Regions from separate parts of the Mus musculus genome. Here region 1 is linked to region 2. Evidence: chromatin loops called from intact Hi-C (ENCODE). Cell type or tissue: left cerebral cortex. All regions are shown on one strand.

Region 1 (8,000 bases), 77 kb before region 2:
GTCTAAAGAACTTGCAGGGAGGAACTAGGGAACAAGCAAGGCACCTCAGCTCACTTAGATGCTCAAAGCAAAAGAAGGGGCTCTGCTTCATCTCTGGGCCATGCATCCTAAAAGAACCCCAGTGGCACCACAGGGCAAAGTTTAAATTAAACATGTCCTGTATCTGGTTTTATAAATGTGCTTCCTATATTTCTGTATAGAAGGCGGGTCATTCATTGAATAAAAATTGCCAAGTTTCTTTAGTCCCCTGGGGACAAATGTCTACCTGGGGGAGCAGTGGACAAATAAATAGGTGATAAATAAATAGATGTTAGTTAGTTAGATAGTTAGTTAGATAGTTAGTTAGTTAGTTAGTTAGTTAGTTAGATGGTGGAGATAGGTAGATAGATGATAGATAGACAGACACACACATGCATATATACACACACATGCACACACACACACACACACACTACAGTACCCGTTGGTAATGAATACCACAAGGTAAATACAATTGAATAAAGTCATGTGCCTAGAGACCATTTTAAACAGGGTTTGCTTGAGCCATGGTGTCAAGCAGCTGGCCATGTGAAGATTGCAAACTGTTGGAAGAGCCTCCCAGAAAAACGTGGTAGCAGGAGTAAGACATAGAGCTCAGAGCCTCTAAGCACAAGAGCTAGAAGAACGCCAGCCACTGGTGGGTAGCAGTCAAGAACATGCTATCCGAGCTCATAAGGACTGGAACATAGGGTACCAAGGTCTAGGGGAACCTTTCATCCAAGGTTGTCTATTTATAAGGAATGTCAAGTGTCTGAGTTCTTTTTCTGAGACTGTACCAGAATATTTAAGGCTGGATAATTTCTAATGAAAAGACAGTTACTAGCTCACAGCTCTGGAAGCTATGGCATCTGAGGTCAAGGCACTGGCCTCTGGTCCGAGCCTTGCAGTTGCATTACCACAGGGTTAAAGACAAAGGGATGAGCGTAAGAGAGGAAAGCTACTCCTGCAGGCACTTAGTGCAATGGTGTAAGCATATCAGAAGGGTGGAGCCTTCAACTTGGACACCTCATTATTTCTCCACTTTTGCCACACTAGGAACTAAGTTTCCAACATACGGACCTGGGAGACAATGGAAATCATAAGTGAAGATTTTATTTTGTTGAGCTCATTCCCACTACTCTGAGAATAAAATGTGGAAGTCCAGCGGGTCAGAGGAAAGCAAGAGGCTAAGGAAGAGGCACAAACTCCAGCTGAGCGTGATGTGGTGGCCACTAGACCATATCGGCTATACCAGAGGAAAGGACGGGGACTTTTCAAGTTGTGAGTTGAGAGTGAGTCAGACAAGACTGAGAATTCCAAGATCTAGGCAGGAGGTGATGCTATGATGACCCTGGGTGTGTGGTGGGAACATCCTGTGAAGGAAAGACAGAGAAGAGATGCCCGTGGCCATGCGAGGCTCCAAGTAGAGGTGGCATTCCAGAGTGTGCCTTGGGCAGCTCAGTTCACAGTTTCAGATGAATGATCCAGGCAGGTGTTGAGGTTCCCACTTAGATTAGAGTGTGCAGTTTAGGAAGAGGTCAGGATGAGAGATACAATATGGGAGTCATCCGCTCTAAAAGTGTGCACCCTGGAGCCGGGCATGGTGACGCACGCCCTTAATCCCAGCACTCGGGAGGCAGAGGCAGGCGGATTTCTGAGTTCAAGGCCAGCCTGGTCTACAAAGTGAGTTCCAGGGCTATACAGAGAAACCCTATCTCAGAAAAAAAAAAAAAAAAAAAAAAAAAAAAAGAGTGTGCACCCTGGGGCTTCCTCCAACTAAGGCAAGGTGTATGACACACCCTCGTGCCCATTCGTCTCTGGCAGAGTAGATGAAAGCTACATTCGACCAAAATAGAAATAAAGACCACCCTCACAATAATGTCTTTAACAAAACAAATAAACAAACAGGAGAGATGGAGAGAGAGAGAGAGAGAGAGAGAGAGAGAGGGAACATCATCATAATTTGACTTGATGCAAGGAAGCTTCTAAATTCTAACTTAATCTCTCAGCACACAATTTTATTAGACTTAGACCTTTTATTTCTTTATGTTTTTATGACCCTGCTATTCAATTTGGCTTCAACATACCTTCAAGCAGAAAGAGTGGTGGCGAATGCATATTCCCTTTAGAGAATTCTAATCATCTACAAATTCTTCAAGATATGAATTTACGGTTAATATTCTCCATTTGGGAATACCAGTAATATACAAAGTTTTGATCAGGCTATTCCTAATAAAATATGAATCTCTGAAGTGTATTAATCAAAAATAGAGACTAAATCACATCCTCTTATATCTTAAAATCCATTCCTGGAGAATCAATCTTGACACAATCTTGATTCTGAAAATCACTGGGTACTATGAAAATGCAATCTAGACCCATTGTGACGATTGTCGTTGTCTTTTTGATGTTTTATGCCATCTAATTATTCACTTCAACACAGGATAATATTATAAAAGAATAAAGGTGATAATAGTGTGGTCTCCCCTGGGTGGGAGCTGTTTAGTTAGTGAATATCCTAACTATAGCTTCATGGCCACCTCGTGCATACATGAGCAATACACACCTGTTAGGTATCATCTATTGATAACACATTTTCTAAATCATTGTATCAACTAGCATACAATAGAAGTGCTTGTCTGTAACCCATAAATTATATTGGCAAAGAATATGAATAATCAATAGAGCATCTCAGAACCATGCTGGATTCGGCAGACTGACGAAATGCAAAGTCTCAACCTGGCTCTTTGGGCCTCCCTGTAAGCCTTGGGCTTGCTTTGACGTAGCTGGCATCTTCCCTCAGATGTTCCTATTTTTTGAGGGATTTGGAAAGATAAAGTTGACTGAGCTAATTTAAGAGAAAAGACTTAATGAGTGGCATTTAGTTAGAGTTTTTAAAGATGTGACGTCTCCTCCGACCTTTAGCAGGAAGAGTAGAATTGCAAAGTTACCACATGCTCTACTGTGCTCGGCTGTCTAGCCAGAATATGATTCATAAGTGATGTTAATTGGATGATGAACCACAATTGTTTCTTACTGTAAATGTACCATTTTATTCGTTCTTGGCATTTATATCATTCTCATAGAAAGTACCTAAAAATAAAAGTCAAATGCTTCGGAAAGCATTGCCTTCCGGGAAAAAAAAAAAAAAAAACCTCACAAACATTTGCATCACAGAATTATACATTCGTACTTGTGTTATAATTCAAAAACATTTAAAAATACTTCATTATATAGTGAACAAAAGGGCTTCTGTGTTATCTCTGAATGTGCATAGGCAGATTTCCAGACTCGCGTGCCACCGCCATGATCTGTCAGACATGACCTTGTCTTCTAGAGGGCAACAACGAGGAGAACACAGTTAGCAAAGTTACCTGGCAATTGCTGATTGAAGAAGGGACAGTGCTAGAACATGATGCATGGTTACACTGAAATATCTATCTATTTAATAATCCATATGAACATATTTACACCTATATAGCAAGCTATGCATTCAAGGAAATTCCATTCATCGGGTAAAAAGAATTAAACTAAATTCAGTACATTCATGTACAAAATGCTTAGTTTGATTAATTCATAAGTTAAAGGTTAGACTTTGGGCTGTAGAGATGACACAGGAGGTGAGAGTGCTTATTGCTCTTCCAAAAGATCCAAGGTTGGTTTCCAGCACCCACACAGCAGTTCTAGGTAATCCAGTGCCTTCTTCTGGACTATGCAGGCACTCACAGACACATGGTTTTTACACATCCATATAAATAAAACTAAATCGATAGACAGATGATAGATAGATAGACAGGCAGACAGGCAGACAGATAGAATGAACAAGCACCAAAAGAACTTTTAGGAATCTAAGTATTCATTCACAGCACTATTAAAGGTTCCACTTGCAGGGATGGTTTTTAAATCTGTAGAAATCAATGGAGAATGATGTTCAGGACAGGCATGGGAGCAGAGATTAGAGTGGTTGTTCGTGTGAATGTCTGACGCTCAGAATTCTTCCTTAAGAAGCCAAGAAGTTGGAACATCAGAATGCTTGCCGGAGCTGGCTGTGTCTATTCATTGTCAGGACACCAGAGCAGGCAGGAGAGCAAACTCCTTCTTCAGGTATTGCCTCATTCCTTGACCTCCCATGAAAGCACGCTTCAGCATATGCGCTTGGACTTCTACTATTCCAGACACCTCAGTTTCCATATCAGGTTAGAAAGCCATAGGCTTACTGCATGCACTCAAGTGCAATGCGCATATTCACAGACCCAGTGAGTCTGGGGTGACCATGTCAGGTTCAATCTAGGAGGGAAGGCAACAGAGGCAGGCATTTTACATTTCATGCATCTCCTTATCAATCCTGAATTTCATCAACATAAATGACCCCCCACCAAGAGAACACTATATACCTGGGCAAGTGGAGATTGGATAAAGTCCTAAGAGGGTCAGGCCAATATGGAACTCATTGATCTGGATCAGCTCAATGGCATTGCACAAACCATTCCTTTGGTAAAGAGAAGTGACGGGGAGTGGGAAGGGAACCGATGGGCATATAAGATAACATTTCTTGATGGCTAAAGTGTGTGGAGCAATGTCTACTGGATACAGTTCATTCCAGAGTCTTGGGAGTTTTATGGCTGTCAGGCAAGCAATGGCAAGGTGAAATGGCAAAGGACTGTTAGGTTTAGGGAATGATCGCTTGAGTACCCCTCTCTGCAGTCATCCCACCACATACTTGCCTAACAATCCTCAGGACCAATTTATTCCATCCATCTGCTTTTCTCTATCTACTCCCAGGCTGCAAATGCTGCTCGGGAGAATTGGATTCCTGTGCCAACTGGCACAAGGACAGCCTCAGCTGTCCCTCCATGCTACTCGGCAGTCTTTCCGGTTGCTTTAACCACCTTTCATTTACAGTGTCTACAACAGCTGTTCAAAGTCTTTCAGCTTCCCACAAGCTTCCTGCAGCTCTCCTTTCTGCTCGCTCTCAGCCACCCACCTTTCTGCTGCTGTAGGGAAAATGGAGGGCAAGACCTCTGGTCCTGAGTACCCAAGATACAAAGGGATGTGTTGGTAAGGGGCTGGCAGCAAGCCTTCTCCCTGTTTTCATAACATGCTAAGAGAATTCTCTTTCCACCAGTACATTCTCGATTCCTTCTACTTTTTATCCCCTCTTTTGAAGGATTAAGTTCTATCTGGTTTTTACACCTCTAGATCCGTACCTCTCCTTCTATTTTCTATGTTACTGCCAATGCCTGTCTGTGTCTCTTCCAGATTGTACATGCTGTTCACCAGTGTATGCTAGGGATTCCTGTCTGCACTACGTAAACACTGGGAGTGGAGATAAGATACCTGCCCATTAACGAGGGGAAAGCAACTCATACATTAAAGGGAGGAAAATAAATATGAATGCATGTGTATCAATGCCTTAGAGGGGAAAAATGAACCAAGAGTAGGGTAGCGTGTACTAGGGAGGGAGTGAGGATCCGACTGTCAGAGAGGGGTGACATTTAAACTAGGGTCTGAAGGAACAAAAGTTGTAGCCAGCTGGAAGGTCTGCACTGAAATCAAAGGAGCAGCCGCTGTGAAGGTCGTCCCAGTATGGCAGAGGAGCAAGGTCTCAGTGTCACTCACAGTCAGCAAGGATCCCACGATGTTAAAGCACAGTGCAGAGGCATCATGAGCCTTGTGGACCACTTTAAACAAACCTTGTACTCTGGAGATGTTGGTAAGCCTTCACCTTTTCTCTGGAGATAATCCTGGTAAGCTCATAGGAAGGAATGATTATGACCCGATAGATGGCAGAGATCTCTCTAGTTCATGTGCTCTGAATTAGCCAAGTGATATATAAAAAAAAAGATGCAAGGATCCTGGCAGGAGGTGACCCCAGTCTTCAAGAGAGGGTATGTGCACCCTGTCTCAACTGCTACATTTCTCAGTCAGGATGTTCCTCTCAACAATTCCTTATTTGATCCAATCTATTCCTTTCTCCTTCGTACCCTCCTTCCACCTTTTCTCTTCTTTCCTTTCTCTTTCTTTTCCTCTTCTTTACTTATTTGTCCTTACAAGGGAATATCCAGTTTATTTCTTTACTACCTTTCTGAAGATACTCTAGGCTAAGATTACAAATGACCTAACCACCAAGTCCCAGAGGAAAGTGTAAGAGTTCAGAGTTCCTTTATGATAGATACTTCAGGGATAGAGCTAGTCCTCTGGTGTCTTTCTTGGCCCGTTAAAAGTAACATTGGGCAGGAAGCTCCCACCTGGCGGGCTCTGTGGCCATGGCAACCACAGAGGCTTCATCTCTCCATCAGTACTTCCTTTGAGCAGGATTTGGAAACTCCAGTCCCACAAGGCTGGAGGTTAAGAGAGTGAGTGAAGTGCAAAGAGATTGAGCCGGCTGAGGGTTAGATCCTCTCACCAGCCACTCACAGGTGCCGTGTGAAAAGATGGCTGAGAGCTATTGGGCCCTCTGATTGTTTGAGAAAAGCATGAACTCTGAATGCTGTTCTATGTAGTGCCTCTATTTTCAAATGGCAGCAACTAATATTGAAATATGTTTATGGAGTAGGGACACTTTTACTATGTTAAGCCTACCCATCCCTAAGCACAAGAGATCTTTTCATCTTCTGATATCTTCTTCAATTTCTTTCTTCAAAGATTTGAAGTTATTGTCATACAAGTCTTTCATTGGCTTGGTTAGAGTTACCCCCAAGATATTGTTGATATTTGTGGCTATTTTGCCTGCCCTTGGGACACTTTTCCTTCTCCCACTGGGTTGCCTCGCCCAGCCTTGGCATGAGAGGTTGTGCCTTCTTTTATGGTAACTTCTTAGGCAATATTCGGTTGATATCTCTGGGAGGCCTGCTTTGTTTCTGAAGGAAAACTGTGTTGGTTTGAGTAAGAATGGCCCCTACAGACACATGTGTTTGAACATGTGGCCATAGGGAATGGTACTGTTAGGAGGTGTGGCCTTCTTGGAGGAAGTGTGTCACTGGAGCTGGATTCTGAGGTCATATCCTCAAGTTAGGCCTAGGGTGGCAGGCTCTTTCTGCTGCCTGTGGATCAAGATGTAGAAATTGCAACTCCAGCACCATACCTGCCTGCATGCTGCCATGCTTCTCACCATAGTGATAATGGACTGAACCTCTGAATCTGTAAGCCAGTCCCAGTTAAATGTTTTTCTTGATAAGAGTTGCCATGGTTATGGTATCTCTTCATGTCAGTAATAACTTAAGGGAAAAAACTGAGGAGAGAGAAGGGAGAGGGGAGGTGCTGAAGGGGATAGAATGGGAAGAGTAGTGGTAGGAGAAACTGCTGTCAGGATATAATGGATAGAATATGTGAAAGAATTTAAAAAGATACACACACACACGCGGCTTCTGAACTTAACATATCTACCCTGTTCTGATTAGTTTTATGTCAACTTGATATGAACTAGAGTTAGCTGAAAGGAGGGAACTTCGATTGAGGAAATGCTTCCGTAAGATTTGACTGTAGGGCATTTTCTTAATTAGTGATTGGTGGAGGGAGAGCCCAGCTATGTTGTGGGTGATACCATCCTCATGCTGGTCGCCCTGGGTTCAGGAAGATAGCTGGATGAGCAAGCCATGATGAACAACTCAATATCAGCACCCAACCATGACCTCTGCATCAGCTCCTTCCCTGTTTAAACTCCTGTCCAGACTTCCTTCTCTGATGAACAAATGATGTGGAAGTGAAAGCCAAATAAACCCTTTCCCCCACAACTTCTTTTGGTCATGGTGTTTCATTGCAGTGATAGGATAGACTTTACTGTTAAGCTTTTATCATTAATATCCTGAGTGCCTGGGTGCTCCTACACTTACCTCAAATTCAATATAGATAAATCTTCAGTCTTGTGCACAACAATCCCTTTTTCTGTCATCAATGTTGTTCACAGTAGTAATAGTGTGAGATAGGTGATACACAAACAGGGCATCATCAATACAGGCTTTCCACATAGAACCTATCTGATC
Region 2 (8,000 bases):
ATAGGCCTAGAGTAGGTGGAGTTAGACCTGAGAGCTAGGGGAAGTCTAAGAGTTGAGGAATGAATGCCTAACTACATGACTTGAATTTTACTCAATGGAGAGTGGAGAATTCCGGTAGCCCCGTGCAACCTCCAGCAAACTCAGGCACCCTCTTCCTTATCAGAAGACTAAACTAGAGTCTGTAAGTCTAAGGGCAGGGAGAAGACCTTCTGTGTGGGGACTAGCATCCATCAACACTTTAAGATGACCCTTGCATAGGTTCTAAATCATGCCATCTGCTTAAGCCTGGCTGACAAGAGAAACCGGGAGCCTGAAAGACCTGTCCACTCTGTGGTCTATTTATATCAACTTTAGCCTTGGGCCGGGCTCCTGTTCCAAATTCTGGCTGCTTTCCTTGGCCATTCTTCAGGGAAGTGGGTCAAATTCTCATCTCCTCCCACTCCTAAAGTCTGTCTCATGGCTGGCTCCCCAATATGGGACTAGCTAAAATGACAGTTGGTCCTGCTGCTCTGAAGTCCTTACTTCTGGCCCAACTGTCACCTGCCTGGCATCGTGATTGCCTTTCTCCCACAGCTCTGGTTCATCCTATTCCATGGGAAAATTGAGGAGGAAGCTGTGTAGTCGCAACCCAAATGAAGAAAGAACCCATTTGTAATGGAAAAGGTGGCAAGAATGTAAGCTATTGACAGCTAGGGATGAAATGATGCACTAAAGTACAGTTTGGGGTGTTATGGGGGATGGGGGCACAGTGATGGTTTTTCTTTCAAATTTAAAAGGTTAGAGAGCCCAACCAGTGTTCAAGACTTCTGTCCTGTCATGGCTTACACAGGATTATCACAGTAGGGCGCTGTGACATTTCAGTTCTCCTCATGACAGAGTGGCAGCCTAGAGCCTGCCACCTTCAGTGATCAGCATGCTTTGGGCCTCATGGCCCTGCTTGCTTCCCTGTGTGTAGGAGTCTGGAAAGGTCCCAGGCTTCTCTGTGCTTTGTTCCAGGGACATTTAAGGAACAGGGTAAAGAACCACGCCAGCAAGCCAGACCTGTGTCACTCTCCACAAGGCCCAGGATGTGTGATGTCTCTGCTCACCAGCAGAGTCCTTCCAGATAGTCATTTGCTCTTTCAGCTGTCCAAAGGCAAATAGTTTAATTTAAACCATGTCTGGGCATCCCTATCATTGGTTTTAGAAAGGGAAGGAGTTGTTCTGTCTAAGTCAGGTCTGGAGAACCCCAAGGTAGGGGTGTGCTGGCTGAGGCAGGTACTCTTCTGAGTCCAGAGCAGGGATGCCTCTGCCAGAGAGCAGTTGGGAGGAAAAAAAAAGACTAAGAACTCACCCATGTTTCACTAAGCCTGTCCACCACTTGCCTGATAAAGCCACATGCATGCTAAAGTTACTAATTACAGACCGTGCAGCATAAGGGGCAGGTGTTCAGAGCAAGGAGCAGTAGCCTACTTCTCAGGGGACCTGAAACGGTAGCCTACTTCTCGGGGGACCTGTCAGAGTCCACAGTCAGCTTGCTACATCATCTTGGTCTGCTTCTTTGCTCCTGATGAACTAACAGCAGCATCCTTGGCAGTGTGCAGGAGACAATCTCCAGGGTTTTGTAGGACTGTTTGCCAGGCTTCTTTGACTGATGCCGGACTTCTGATGATGATGGTGTGTGTGGATGTAAAGGTAAGGTTTTCTGAGAACAAGCCTATTAGGTAGTAGCTAAGGTAAAAAGACCAAGACACTGGGGTGTAATAACCAGAAAGCCCAAGGAGTTACTATAAGAATAAAGACTCCAGTGTTTGCATTTGTCGTTGTAAGTTAGGCCGCAATTTTAAACATGCTTGGACACAGGGATGGGACAGGGATGGCTTCTCACAGAGAAATTTTACCTTGTGATTCAAATGGAGACAGAAGTCCATGATAGACCCCCATTTCCCCCAGATCTACACAACTCAATGACACCATACTAAAGGCTGTAGTGTTGACCTTGTGCTCCCACTCTTTGAACTCTGTGTTTTAGGATAAATAGATTTAGGCTGCTGGTCACTGAAAACCAGTTTTATTTTCGGAACGCTTTGTAGCTGTTCTTCTCTAGTTCATAGGGAGATGTGGCTTTTGTAATCCCACGGTGTATTTTTAAGCTGTTAAACAACTGGACTGTTAGGTTCACTGGCACTCTTAAAGCCCATGTAAGTCACCTTCGAATTATTTAAATTAATGAAATTGTGTGTGAATTAGTAACTACTCATTACCCTAGAACTGATCAATTAACTGCAACAAAACTGTAGCTGCCTTCTTCGGGGTACCTAGAAAGGCAGGGAAGGCTAATGGGTACTCTCTGTCTCTACCATTTCCCAGCCAATCATGGGAAGGCTTAAACAAATCACTCATCCATTTTCCACCTTCATTTTCTTATCTGAAAAGTAGACAAATTAATAGCCCTTGCTCAAGGACAAAGTGAGTTAAAATGTTCCCAGGGCTCTCAATATTCTCCTAGACTACACAAACGCCAGCGTGGGGTCACTGACGCTGCTCTCCTTGCCCTTCCCAGTTTGTTTGGCCCCTTCACCCACATTTTCCCACTTGAGAGCCATGATAATGCTATAGGACAGGCAGAGCAAACACCATAAATTATGAAAGTGAGTGCGGAAGCCATAATTTTCTCATGGTGACAGATCTAGTGTGTCAGACCAGCAAGGTAGCTCAGTACATAACGGAGCCTGCTGCTAAACCCCATGCCCTGAGTTCAATTCCCAGACCCACATGGTGGGAAAGAACAGACTCTTGCTTACCATCCTGTTCTCCACATATGTGTTTCATACATGCAAATTACATACATATCTGACCACATACAATATATAAAAAATAAACAAACAAACATACAGAAACAGTGAAGATTTTTTTAAAATCTAGCATGTTAACGGTGGGCTGCCAAGGTACTTGGGCCAATAAGCCCCCACACTCTCACCATATCACGGCCTCCTCACCATGCTGAGGAAAGAGTGTTCTTATAATGTGAAGGGCTCCTAGACACTCTCTCCTGAGTCCCAGGATCCCACGGTGTCTTAGGGTTTTACTACTGTGAACAGACACCATGACCAAGGCAACTCTTATAAGGACAACATTTGATTGAGGCTGGCTTACAAGTTCAGAGGATCAGTACATTAGCATCAAGGCGGGAAGCATGGCAGCATCCAGGCAGGCATGGTGCAGGAGGAGCAGAGAGTTCTACATCTTCATCTGAAGGCTGCTAGCAGAATACTGACTTCCAGGCAGCTAGGGTGAGGGTCTTTTAGCCCACGCCCACAGTGACACACCTACTCCAACAGGGCCACACCTTCTAATAGTGCCACTTCCTGGTCTGAGCATATACAAATCATCACATACAGAAAGGGATGGAAATTGAGAACATTTTGGATTCTGTGATCAGAGATCACGTTACTGTTCCCAACTTGCGCACCATCATCCTAGGGTGACCTCATAACCAGATAACGGAGTTACATTTAATAAAGGGGGGTGGGAGCCTGTATCTTTCAGCAATGGCTCAGTGCTTCATGTTCTGCCCTTTCCCAGACGCTCACATGTAAAAGAAGCACCCGCTGAAACGATGATAGAACCGAAACTTGTCCCAGATTTGCCCCAAATTTCAGAATTATTTTCCTCCAAAGTTTCATTCAGAGGTCTCACATCTCCGGTGTGGTTTTGGAATCTTCTGGAATGATGCCCAACCCTACTAATTCTGGGACAAAAACACTAGCACCTAGAAAATAGCAAGCAAAGAGCTCTGATGAGTAAGCAATGACATCGAGCAGAGGGTGCCTGTCCTGCCCTGCCCTGGGTCCATCAGGAACGTAAATGATCCAGCTGTAGGGAATGCACCAGCTTTAGAAAAATCAGCACTGTCCACACCACCTGGCCTTGCCTATAGGTAAATTTCTACTCTAAGAGAACGGCGTGATCACTGTGCAGACACAAAACAATAAAAAAAGAAATAGAAGCCAAAGGTAGACTGAAATACCTTGCACTGTTTCCTAGGACTTTAATCTGCTAATGATCTGTCTCCTGAGTCTGGCTGTTGCTCGGATCCTAACAGAGCTGCAGTCAAAATGTAACTTGGGTTTAATCATCCAATCAACAGTAGTGTCAAAAACTTAGAAATTTTAACTTATGAAAATCATTTATTTTTTTTCCTTTCAATTCCCTTCAAGAAAACAAGTATTTCTTAGTTATTAAAGGGATGTGGACATAGATGCGAAGCAGTGGACTGTGCTTTTCATTTTGGTCCCAGGAGCCAGGCATTCACTGGATTTAATCATTTTGAATCTTTGTGTCTCCTCTGAGATAGGGCCAGATGTAACCAGAAGGATTTATAGGGTGTAAAATTGAGAATGGATTAAAAAAGGCTCTCTGTGTTCTGCCCAGCACATCCTAAATCAACATTCCCCCCGGTGGACCAGACCAATCTCCGGCTGGCCAATTGGGGCAGTTGCCATAGCAACTGACAGGCAAGCACAGCCGGTAGAATGGGAATGCGAACAATGGAATGATAACATTGTGTGCAGAGCTGCATTCTGAGATGGCTTCCAGACAGCCGCATCCTGGAAGTGGGGTTTGCCCACCCTCCTTGTGCCATGGTTCCCACCTTCTTGTATTTTTGCTGCTCAATTAAAATTTATTGTTTTCTTTCCTATTCAAAAACTTTACTGCCATAAATAGTACTGGTGAGAAGGAAATCTGCCCCCACCAGAAAGCTGAAACAGCGTTACAAAGACTGCAGGGTTATTGCATTAACACTCAGTTCAAATACCCAGAGATTGAAGGAGGTCTACGGTAACTCCTGTGATTCTTTAGCGCCACCTAGTGTCCTGCTAGATACTACTTGGTCCCATGACTGGACAGGGAAAAAAGAACAGGATTGAATAGGAAATTCGTAGTCCCTCTTCTGATAGAATATGCACAGGACCTTTTCTAAATCTTTTGTTCAAAAACGTTAATAACTTTGACATAATACAGCAATGAGAGAAGAATGGAAGTCATGTCAGTTTTAGAGAAGACTTTAAAAGACTACACGGCGACCAGACAAAAAATCCTCAGGTTTTTTGTCTAAGGCGTCTCACTTTTCTCCAAAAAGTCAGCCTTGAAGCTGAACACAACAATTCACACCAAGGTGGCCAGGAGTCAGAACAAGGGATAACCCTGAATAATATAGCACCCGAGGATACAGGATAAGTTCCAGTAACGGACTTACACCAACTAAACCCCGCCCCAACCCCTCACTGCCTAGCAATAATGTCATCGAGGGGGTGAGTCACTGATTAAGTCAGAGTCCACAGCATCTAGTTGGGCCTGGAAAAGCAGTCGCAGACACGCCCCATGCTTTGCTCTTAATCCAGCCAAGTCAACAAAGATGTATGAGCACACCAGAGGCGGGAGCAAGGAGTCAGGATGAGAGGACTGGCTGGTGAGGGTTCCTAATGATACTACTACTGTTAACTCTTGATTTCCTCTCAGAAAATCTCTCTGCCGTTGCAGACATCATGAATGAATCAGTAGAGACAAATAAAATGAGTATCATCAACCCCTCTTTATAACTCTCTGCTCTGGTCAGTGGGTAGCGCTTCTTGTCCAGCAGTCATCTCCGGTCTAAGAAATCGCACCCATCTCCCACCGCTGCCTTTGCCCCATCGACATTCAAAACCGCAACTGAGTCCATTGGACTTCAGAAACGTGAAATGATGGGCCTGTTTCTGTGTGTTTCCTGCAGGGTTTGAGTTTTTTGAAACCAGCGCCAAGGATAACATCAACGTGAAGCAAACCTTCGAGCGCCTCGTAGATATCATTTGTGACAAAATGTCAGAGAGCTTGGAGACCGACCCAGCCATCACAGCGGCAAAGCAGAGCACGAGGCTCAAGGAGACCCCTCCTCCACCACAGCCCAACTGTGGCTGCTAATGTCCCCCACACAGGAGCTCCAAGGGGCTCCAGAGCAGCCAAGAAGCAGCATTGATAAATGGTCTATTAGCCTTCGATTATACTGCCTAATAATTATTTGAAGGAAGTCTTTGATGGCAGTGGCCCATATATGCATTCAAACCGTGAGCAATTTCCTGTGTTAATATGTGGCAAACTTGCTCTTATATTTGTAAGGATCATTCATCTATAAACACCTGCTACTTGCATGTAACTTATCATTTATTTGTCTTTCATAATCTTTTTGGGGGGTGCAACCTTTTTCTCAATTAAGCTATTGCAGAAACTACAGACTATAATTTTACTGCAAATAACTTTCATGCCACGGATTCATATCATGCTTTTCATTTGTATGGATGATAACCTAGAGTCCCTTTGTGTGTGCGCATGTGTGTGTGTGTGTGTGTGTGTGTGTGTGTGTGCGCGCGGGCGCGTGCGTGCTGTGACCAAGGAGTGATGTCAGGAAACTTAGTTTTGCCTTTGTCTAAAAAGAAAGTGGGACTTTTGCTCTTGATTGGAGACCCCATCACAGGTCTGGGCAGTGTACCAGTAGGAAATGTATATATATATATATATATTGCACTTTTGTTAATAATATCAGAAGGGTGTGTTGACTTTGAAAAACATTGAGGGATTGGGTACAGGGTCATTCAGGAGGCTGAGGCAGGAAGATAATGAGTTAAAGTAGCTACAAACCATACAACTCGATCATGGGATAAAGAAAAAGTAAAGAAAATGAAATCCAGGCCCTTGCAAGTTTTCTTGAACCACATCAACACTAAGGGAGCTTTGCAGGCCTGACTGCCGGGATTCTTGCCCATGATTCTGCTCATCTCTGCGTGCTTGAGAGCAATTACTACTACAGAAGGGATGTGACTAGCTGTGGCATTCCATGACCTGAGTGACCTCCATCCCTTAACGACTTGTCTCACACCACAAAACACCACCATGGCTCTCTGGAACCCCCACCAATTCTGAACTCGAAATTGGCTTGAAACTTTGTTAGTGCCCCTCTTCCTATAAAAGGTAGGCCAACATTTCAACCACTGTTCTCTGCTCCACTTTAACTAAGCCTTCCCCCCTCTTTAGGAGGCAATTAGGTAACCTTTCCATGAGTCCTGACTGAGGGGGAAAAACCATTTTTTATAACCATATTTTTCAGAGGATTTATAATTCTAAAAGTTACATAAGTCTCTAGACATGCTTAAGATAAACAGATCATAGAGGTGAGCGGTCCAGAAAATTGATGAGCCATGGCGGTTGAAGAGAGGGGTGAGACCCTTGAATATCCTGTCCTCTCTTCTAGGTTTTCTGAAGACCATATAGAAATAATATGCAAAAATCCCGGTTGTGGTGGTGCCTACTCTTGATCCCAGCATTCTGGAGGCAGAGGTAGGCAGATCTCTGAGTTTCAGGCTAGAATGTTCTACAGAGTGAGTTCTAGGATAGCAAAGGCTACACAGGGAAACCTGCTTAAAAAAAAAGGAGGAGGAGGAGGAAGAGGAGGAGGAGGAGAAGGAGAAGGAGAAGGAGAAGGAGAAGGAGAAGGAGAAGGAGAAGGAGAAGGAGAAGGAGAAGGAGAAGGAGAAGGAGAAGGAGAAGGAGAAGAAGAAGAAGAAGAAGAAGAAGAAGAAGAAGAAGAAGAAGAAGAAGAAGAAGAAGAAGAAGAAGAAGAAGAAGAAGAAATAATAGAAAAACAACTCTTAACCTCTGTGCCAAATGCCAAGAGAAATCTCTCTGCCTTCCAGAAGTCTTTGCGGCAAGGATCTTAGGAAGGCACCAGTTTGAAGGACAGAACAGTTTCGTGAGGCAGACATTTTCCCTTTTTGGTAGTTGTGTAAAAGATCCACCCTTCCCTTGGGCGAGGCTGCTGACAGGCTAGTGTGTGCATGTTTTCTTCTCATGTGCTTAGTTGCAAACTTATAAATTAGTGGTAAGTTTCCACTTTGACACCTAGAGGAGCAAGTGTTGGCTCATCAAAGATAAGAAGACACTGGTGATTTTTAAATTTTTAATGACACCTAAATTCAAGAATCATA

Evidence for each region. Hi-C counts contacts between places; a loop is a spot of excess contacts. Peaks named below come from ENCODE experiments on the same cell type or tissue, not always from the same donor. Only the 100,000 strongest peaks of a DNase experiment are listed, where the experiment ranks them.
Region 1: a loop joins it to region 2, with 4 times the contacts of the local background. A loop is called at or near these places in 2 of 42 quality-filtered maps.

Annotation. Positions count from the first base shown.
Region 1 is chr13:110,136,412-110,144,411 of GRCm38, reverse strand. All of the region lies in intron 3 of Rab3c (RAB3C, member RAS oncogene family), which reads left to right. Among named protein-coding and RNA genes, the nearest start is that of Gm41057, 41 kb to the left of the region's middle. In left cerebral cortex, no CTCF peak of the experiment used is centred here; DNase peaks (open chromatin) are centred at 2,875, 3,275 and 4,869.
Region 2 is chr13:110,059,758-110,067,757 of GRCm38, reverse strand. It overlaps Rab3c (RAB3C, member RAS oncogene family), which reads left to right. Exons shown (of 5, transcript NM_023852.5): 5 at 5,756-8,000. The coding sequence ends at 5,943. Among named protein-coding and RNA genes, the nearest start is that of Gm32881, 57 kb to the right of the region's middle. In left cerebral cortex, a CTCF peak has its summit at 4,860 (motif pointing left); DNase peaks (open chromatin) are centred at 483, 3,781, 4,832 and 5,206.